3 separate regions of the Homo sapiens genome follow, and regions 1 and 2 are each linked to region 3. A link is a contact called in ENCODE Hi-C or POLR2A ChIA-PET data. All regions are on one chromosome and are shown on one strand. The core of a region is the stretch at or near the end of the contact, and the rest is flanking DNA. Distances in the headings are between cores, read along the strand shown.

The links. A loop is a pair of places that touch in the nucleus more often than their neighbours do. ChIA-PET counts read pairs that join two places held with the same protein, here RNA polymerase II (POLR2A). Pooled maps may share reads with other maps.
Region 1: a pooled map shows a loop between it and region 3 (5-fold over the local background). The contact joins the promoter of ZNF730 here to the promoter of ZNF726 in region 3. A Hi-C loop is called at or near these places in 1 of 37 single-sample maps with no recorded cell type and 2 of 50 pooled maps. POLR2A ChIA-PET finds 5 or more read pairs at or near these places in 1 of 52 experiments (WTC11).
Region 2: a loop to region 3 is called in a map with no recorded cell type, with 4 times the contacts of the local background. The contact joins the enhancer-like site here to the promoter of ZNF726 in region 3. A Hi-C loop is called at or near these places in 2 of 37 single-sample maps with no recorded cell type and 1 of 50 pooled maps. POLR2A ChIA-PET finds 5 or more read pairs at or near these places in 1 of 52 experiments (HEK293).

What each region holds. Positions count from the first base shown.
Region 1 is chr19:23,115,618-23,118,317 of GRCh38, forward strand. It overlaps ZNF730 (zinc finger protein 730), which reads left to right and starts at 1,408. Exons shown (of 4, transcript NM_001277403.2): 1 at 1,408-1,559. The coding sequence starts at 1,557.
Region 2 is chr19:23,069,918-23,072,709 of GRCh38, forward strand. No RefSeq gene overlaps it. Among named protein-coding and RNA genes, the nearest start is that of LINC01858, 10 kb to the left of the region's middle. Within about 2 kb of position 1,459, at least 2 of the 41 ENCODE cell types and tissues checked have a DNase peak (open chromatin) inside an H3K27ac peak, as active enhancers do.
Region 3 is chr19:23,913,470-23,916,225 of GRCh38, forward strand. It overlaps ZNF726 (zinc finger protein 726), which reads left to right and starts at 1,417. Exons shown (of 4, transcript NM_001244038.2): 1 at 1,417-1,528. The coding sequence starts at 1,526.

The sequences.
Region 1 (2,700 bases), core at 158-2,657, 800 kb before region 3:
CTGGAGGATAACATAACATGGTGGGTGGGGAAGAGAAGCAAAGTGCCTCTGTTGACAGAAGCAGAAGCTCACCCCCAGAAGCAGAAGCTTACCCCCAGAAGCACAGCTTCCTAGTCAAGAAGCAGTTGTTGATACATGTCTGAAGGAGCTCAGCTGGGACCAGAAGAATGGCCCCAGTGAGCCCAGCCTAAATGGCTGACCATCTCAATTATTACCTAATAAGTTTTGGATGGTTGGTTATGCTGCAATAGCTAACTAATACATGCACCCAGTGCAGATAGGTGCCATGATTTAATGACAGGTTGATTACTAGTTACCTTCTAACAGTGGGCTCCATAAAGGTACTAATATTTTCCCCTGATTTAAAGTTAGATGTGTTGTAAGATAATGTTGAGTAACGCTGCAATACATGTAGATATGTATGCATGTGATTGGTCCTTAGTCCCCGCACGCACAGGAGAAAACGTAAAACTACATCCTGACACTTAGGGCCAAGGCCAAATAGCAAAATAATTTTGCCTTTAATCTGTTTTCTTCATATCTAACATTGGAGGTCCAGACTGTGGACAGATCTGAAGACATAGAGTTTTCTTCCCCTGTGGCCCCATCATCCTTTGTTCAGTGTCTGATCTCTGGAAGAAAGGTGGTCACCAGATAGTGATCTACCTGTGGTTATTCTGCTTTTTCTTTTCTTTTCTTTTCTTTTCTTTCTTTCTTTCCTTTCTTTCCTTATTTCTTTTCTTTCTCTCTTTTCTTTCTTTCTTTTTCTCTCTCTCTTTCTCTCCTCCTCCCTTCCTCCTTTCCTTCCTTCCTTTCATCTCACTCTGTCACCAGGCTGGAGTTCAGTGGTACGATCTCGGCTCATTGCAACCTCCACCTCCTGGGTTCAAGCGATTCCCCTGCCTTAGCCTCCCGAGTAGCTGGGATTACAGGCGCGCGCCACTACTCCCAGCTACTTTTTTTTTTTTTTTTTTTTGTATTTTTAGTAGAGACGGGGTTTCACTTGTTGGCCAGGCTGGTCTCAAACTCCTGACCTCAGATGATCCACCCGCCTCGGCCCCCCAAAGTGCTGGGATTACAGGCGTGAGCCACCGCGCCCGGTCTATGTTCTTTTGATTTGTGAATATTCATATAGCGTATTATTTATAAATACATATGATCTTACACAAAAGGTTAAAGTCAGTACCCTCTGGGGTGGGCCTGTCTCAGTTCAGGGAGGAAGTCCTGCCCGAAAAGGCTGCAGCCTACGCTGTCACTCTTCATTCAGTCCAGCATCTGATCACATCTGTCACTCAGGGCCTGAGGGGGCGGGGCCTTAAACGTTATCCAATCGGGGACACTGGGCGGGGGGCCGTCCAATCAGGCCCGCAGCTGGAGCAGACAGGGCGGCTTCCGGGATTTGGCGCGGCCTTTGTTTCTCGCTGCCGCCGAAGCTCCAATTTTCGTCTGTCTGCTTTGTGTCCTCTGCACGTAGAAGCCCAGCCTGTGTGGCCCTGCGACCTGCGGGTATTGGGAGATCCACAGCTAAGACGCCAGGGCCCCCTGGAAGCCTAGAAATGGTGAGAGTGCCGGTCCGACATCCCGAGAGAGGGAACGGGGCTGGTTGGAACCGGTGGGAAGCGGCTGTGGCGGGACCCAGGCCTCCCCGCAGTCAGCTTCACAATCTGCGCCCAGAGTTCTTGCCCAGCTCGGCCTCAGTCCCCTTCAGCCATACGATGGCGGCCGCGCTGACAGCCGGGGCCCCGGCGTCCTGTCTCTTCCCTGCACTGTGACTGTGCCCTGCCCTGGAGCCCTCTCTGGGCAGCTCTGCACCCGCAGCGCTGCGTCTCTCCCAGATTATGCAGGAACCAGAGAGGATCGTCAGAGGAGAATCCTGACTCGGGCTGCGGGTTCATGAATGGGAAGAGCTTTGGTCTGTGGCGTTCCCAATTCCTCTTTCCTTCTGTTAAAAATTTATGGGAGTCATCACCAAAATATTAAAGAATTTAATTAAAGAATGATTCTAAAATTGTAGAGCACCCAGTTATGGGGTGTAGCTTGTTATCCATGGGACGGGCTTGAAGGAAAGACTTTCATAAGATGCATGATGCAAAAACCCAAATTCAGTAATCGGTTAGGTACAGTTACATAGTTTCTAAATTTGCACCTTGAGCGTACAAATTTTCTGGTTATGTAATCAGAGCTTAATAGGCAGTTTATAGTTTGTTACGCCTAAATTTTGTTTTCCTTAATGTAGTAATTTACAAAAAAATACATTTGAGTTACATTTTTTTTTAAAGTAGGAATCCAGGCATCGCAGCCACGTACCTCGAATTGCCTGTCACTTAACTATTTTCACACTCCACAGGAGACTGATCTTCTGCATTTTTTTTTCATGTTTCTCAAACGGGGTCTCAAGTCTACCCCTCAACCCCCATTCCTCCAGCCTAACTCTGTCTTGCAGTAAAATACTAAATTTCCAGTTTCTTCTGATTATCCCAAATGCCAACTTTCCCTCTCTAATTCACATTATTATCTGTTTGTCCTTTAGGGTACATTTTTGATACTGTATTTTAATTATTTTTTTACAAACCATTGGGTGGGACATTTAAAAAGATTTGTTTTCTGTTTGTAAATATCGCCCATGAAAATAAACCAAAACTAATTCCCTGACACTGTATTGTAAAAAAATCTCTGTGCCTCTTTTTCTTTTGTCTCCCC
Region 2 (2,792 bases), core at 209-2,708, 840 kb before region 3:
AAAAAGAAAGAAATAAATAAAAATAAAACAGCGGCCAGGCGCGGTGGCTCACGCCTGTAATCTCAGCACTTCGGGAGGCCAACGCGGGCTGATCACCTGAGGTCGGGAGTTCGACACCAGCCTGACCAACATGGAGAAACCTCGTCTCTGCTAAAAATACAAAATTAGCCAAGTGTGGTGGCACATGCCTGTAATCCCAGCTACTCGGGAGGCTGAGGCCCGAGAACCGCTTGAACCCAAAAGGCGGAGGTTGCAGTGAGCCGAGATCGCGACTTTGCACTCCAGCCTGGGTAACAAGAGCAAAACTCCGTCTCAACAAGCAAACAAACAAAAAACAGCAACTCAATGTACTGTGGAAACAAACTTGAAGTGGGGCTAGGAAAACAAAAAAAAGAAAACAAAAACAGAAAGATCCCCTGAGCCTCAGCTACTCGGAGGCCGAAAAGAAAGGATTGCCTGGGTGAGCCCGGGAAGGTGGAGGTCGCAGTGAGCAGTAATCGCACCCTCTACTGGATCTTAGCGGTTCTGCAGCCGAGGAGAGCCATCTGGTCCGTCTTAAATATTTCAAGCTGGTGGCCAAGTCCTACACTCTTGGCCGACATCTGGTGGACCCGGCGGCCGGACTGAGAAGCCAGCAGGTAGAGGCCCAGCGGATCCACCCTACAGGCCAAGGGTGGCGCTCGCGGCCTGAAGCTGTTTTTCTGGCATCTAAGTCGCCAACCTTCCTTCCCACCGCGCCCCCAACCCCCATCTGCTGATCGATGTGGGCGGTGGAAAGAGGAGCAAGGGCTCAAGCGCAGGGACTGCCCCCCCGGTGACCATCCCACCCGCGGGGTGGGAGAGGGCAGGGACCCAGACTGCCACCCCCGGGCCCTCACAGCCATACCTGGGATGGGGCCTGCCGGGCCACACCCCCGGACACCTGCAACTGAACCATCCATACCATGCTTCCCCAGCCCTATCCCAGCCGGTGGATCGAGCTGCCACCACCCCCACTCCCAGGAATGAGGGGAGGAGCCAGGAACCAGAGGGGTGGGAGGCCAAGCAGGGGAGCCCCCCAACCCAAGGCACCCACCACGCAGCACGCCGTCCCTTTCGGCGCTCGGAAAGCCCTCGGGCGAACCCCTCCCGAGCCCACCCCTCCCGGGACCTCAGAAGATGGCTCAGGACGGCCCCTGACTCTCCATGGGGACTTGGGAATAAACTCGGCAGGCGCCTCAGACAGTCGGGACCAGCGTGGGCGTCCCTGGCCCCCTGCGTCAGGCCTGGTGGGTCCTGCGGGTCGGGCCTCGGCAGTTGCAGTGCGCTTGGGATCAGCCGGGGCAGCCCCACACTCGGCTCGGGCTGGGAGCGCGGGGACAGCCTCCCAAGCCACAGCCCTGCGCGCCCGACCTCCGACTCACAAGGGACGCGCCAGAGCTCTGGTCCCATTGAGACAGTTCAGCTGAAGGCTGCGGGCCTTCCCGAGCTCCGCCCAGCTCACAGCGGGGACGGTCCCTCCCTCGGCAGCTGCCGCTGGAGCTCCGGAGGACAAGAGAACTTAGAGAGGTGGCCTCAGTGGAGCCCGACAACCAGCGCGAACGTCAACAAGACAGATCGAGATGGCAAGGGCAGCTCGTGGGCGAAATGGATCCACCCGACCCCAGAAATGATCCCCGATACGTGGCTCTGCATAGACCACGACAGAGTCCAGTCAAAGACAACCCGTGGGTGTGGGTGTTTGCAGATGCTTGGAGATGCATCTCAGCGGGAGAAAGAATGACCAGGACTCGGTAGTGGGTGGTTTAGGACACAGGGAGATACAGAATGAGGAGACTGTCCCAGAATCCACACAAAGACGGACAGACGACGAACGGAAGGAAGGAAATAAAACAGAAAAAAAAAAAAGAAAGAGAAGAGAGAGAAAAAAAATGAAGAAAGAGAAAGAAATATCAAAAGAAAAATAGAGAAAATAATGAAAAGAAAAAGGGAAGATGAAAAAGGAAGGAAAAAGGTGGAGAGACACAAAAAGAAAAAGGAAGAAATGAAGGAAAAAAGGAAAGAAGAAAGAGAGAGGGGAAAAAAAGAATACAAAGAAAAAAGAAGAAAATAAAAGAGGGCAGAGCATGGTGGCTCATGCCTGTAATTCCAACACTTTGGGAGGCTGAGGTGGGAGAATCACTTGAGCCTAGGAGGTTGAGACCAGCCCTGACAACATAGTGAGGCCCTGCCTCTACTAAAAGTTAGCCAGGCATGATGCCACATTCCTGTAGTAGGAAGGAAGGAAGGCAGGAGAGGAGGAAAAAAAGGGAGGAAGGTAGGAATGTTGAGAGAAAGGCAGGAAGGAAGACAGGAGGGAATGAAGGAAGTTAGGGACCAGGTTCTACAAGGAGGAAATGTTAAAAAGAAACAGAGAAAAAGAAAGGAAGAGAGAAACACAGGAAGAAAAAGGGAAGGACAGTAAGAAAGAGACAGAAAGGGAGAAATTATGAAAATAGAAAGAAAAGAAAAAAAGTAGAAAGATGAAAATACATCTCTAAAAGAATAATAGGCGGGGCATCGTGGCTCATGCCTGTAATCCTAGCACTTTGGGAAGTCCAGGTGGGTGGCTCATGAAGTCAAGAGATCAGGACCATCCTGGCCAACATGGTGAAACCTCATCTCTACTAAAAATGCAAAAATTTGCTGGGCATCGTGGTGCGTGCCTGCAGTCCCAGCTACTTGGGAGGCTGAGGCAGGAGAATCACACATACACACAAAACCTGCTGCCTCAGGCTTTAAACACACACGTTTTCTGTAATCCAGGCTCATTT
Region 3 (2,756 bases), core at 167-2,666:
ATCCTGTCTACATAATCGAACAAACTGTTGTGTATGTAGACATTTAAACAGAGACTCAAAAGGAAACCTATGCTTTGATCAAAACCAAATGTTTTGTGTGTGCTCCAGACTATTTACATAACATAACCCAGGGCATAAAAGTTTTATGCACTCACATCTCTGCCATTTATGTGCTATCAGTGAACCATATATCAGTTTGGTTCTAACAACTGCCCACTTCTTGAAAGGCTTTCCTGTTTAGTTTACGTGGAATAATTTTACTAATTTTGCTTTGCTGTTGTGGAATATATTGTGGTTGTACTCTTTGTGTAGGAATGCAAGACAAGCTCACTAAATGCTTTCTTAAATTGGACGCTTATTAATCTTCTAGACATCACCTTCTTTTGGAACTAGAAGTTATGAACGACCTTCACCATACCAACACTGTCTGACTGAATTTCTCTCTACCCTGAATGCAAGAGACCAATGGTTAGGCAGGAATATTATCGCCCCTAATCAGCCTGAAAAAGTTACAGAAGACGAATCTTTGTCTCTCTGCAACTCTTAGGATTAAGGGTCCTCTTGTAAAGGAAGGCGAAAAATATGTCAGAATCATTTGAACCAGAGCGACTCCGTTTTGAGAGAGAGCTAGGAAAATGACGCTGAGACTCGCTGGGCTGCATTCTCAGTAAGTTAGGCATTCCTAGCCTCTAGATATTTATGGTTAAGGAAATGAATTAATAATGTTTACTAAGCAGAACCAGACGGAGGAGTGTCCAGATATTCCAACATCTGGGGAATAAAGGTATTCCTAATTTTGCTTTAAAGATAATATCGAGTCGGCCAGGCATGGTGGCTCACGACTGTAATCCTAGCATTTTGGGAGGTCGAGGCGGGTGGATCTCCTGAGGTCAGAAGTTCGAAACCAGCCTGGCTAACGTGGCGAAACCCCATCTCTACTAAAAAAAACCAAAAAACAAAAATTAGCCCGGTGTGGCTGTGTGCACCTGTAGTCCCAGCTACTATGGAGGCTGAGGCAGGAGAATCGCTTGATCCCGGAAGGCGAAGGTTGCAGTGAGCCGAGATCGCGCCATTGCACTCCAGCCTGGACAACAAGAGCGAAACTTTGTCTAAAAAAAAAATTATTCACATATTTAATACGTTGAAAAAAAGACAGCAAAGAAGAGAGAAAATTTTTCCGTGTTCTGAGATGGGCCTCGTTCAGCTCCGGGAGGAAGCCCCGCCTGAAAAGGCTGAGGCTTAGGCTGTCAATCTTTCTTCATTCAGCCCAACGTCTGATGACATCTTCTGTCACTCAGGGCCTTAGAAAGCGGGGTTCTTAAACGTTATCCAATCAGAGACGCTGTCCTGGGAACTGTCCAATCAGGCACGCAGCTGGAGCGAACAGGGCGGCTTCCGGGATTTGGCGGGGCCTTTGTCTCTATCTGCGGCCGGAGCTCCAGGTCTCGTCCTCACTACTCTGTGTCTTCTGCTTTTAGGGGCGCAGCCTCTGTGGCCCTGTGACCTGCCCCCTGGAAGCCTAGAAATGGTGAGAGTGCCGGGTGCGACATCCCAAGAGAGGGAACGGGGCTGGCTGGAACCGGTGGGAAGCGGCAGTGGCGGGACTCAGGCCTCCTCGCTGTCAGTTTTACAATCTGCGCCCGAGTTGTTGCCCAGCTCGGCCTCAGTCCCTTCAGCCTTAAGATGGCGGCTGCGCTGACAGCCGGGCTCCCGGGCGTTCTGTCTCTTCACTGCGCAGTGACTGTGCCCTGGCCTGGAGCCCTCTTTGGGCAGCTCTGCACCAGTAGCCCCGCGTCTCTCCCAGATTGTGCAGGGACCATGGGAGGAACGTCAGGGCAGAATCCTGACTCCGGGTGCGGGCTCATGAATGGGAAGAGCTTTGGTCCGTGGGGTTTTCAGGCCATTTTTTCCTATTAAAAATTTATGGGCCTCACTGCAAAAACATTAAATAATTTAAAGTGTGATTCAAAAATTTTAGAGCACCTTGCTGTGGTTTCTAATTTGTATTCCATGGAAGGAAAGGTTTTTATAAGTTTCATCATAAAACCAAATTCCGTAATTGGCTAGGTACGGTTATGTAGATTTTGTTGTTATTTTGTTGTTGTTGTTTTGTTTTCATTTTCTTTTTTTTTTGAGGCAGAGTCTCTGTTGCCCAGGCTGAAGTGCAGTTTCGTGATCTCGGCTCACTGCAACCTCCACCTCCCGGGTTCAAGCGATTTTTCTGCCTCAGCCTCCCTAGTAGTTGGGACTACAGGCGCCTGCCACCACATTTGGCAATTTTTTTTATTTTTAGCGGAGACGGGGGTTTCACCGTGTTGGTCAGGCAGGTCTCGATCTCCTGACCTCAGGTGATCCACCCACCTCGGCCTTCCAAAGTTCTGGGATTACAGGCGTGAGCCACTGCCCCCGTCCTAGTTCTTAATTTTTACAATCAAGGTGGAAATATCATGGTTATGTAATCAGAGCTTAATTGGCAGTTTATAGTTGGTTAAGCGTTAAGCCTGAATTTTGTTTCTGCCAATGTAGTAATTTACAAAAAAATGCTCTTGAGTTTAGACTTTTTTTTTAGAAGTAGAAATCCAGGGACTAGAGCCACCTCAATCTAATTTCCTGCCACTTAATGGTTTTCACACTCCACAGGGGACTGATTTTTTCCCTGAATTTTTCACAAGTGTCCCAAGCAGGGCCTCAAGTCTGCCCCTCATCCCTTATTCCTCCAGCCTGACTGGCTTGCAGTAAAATACTAAATTTCCAGT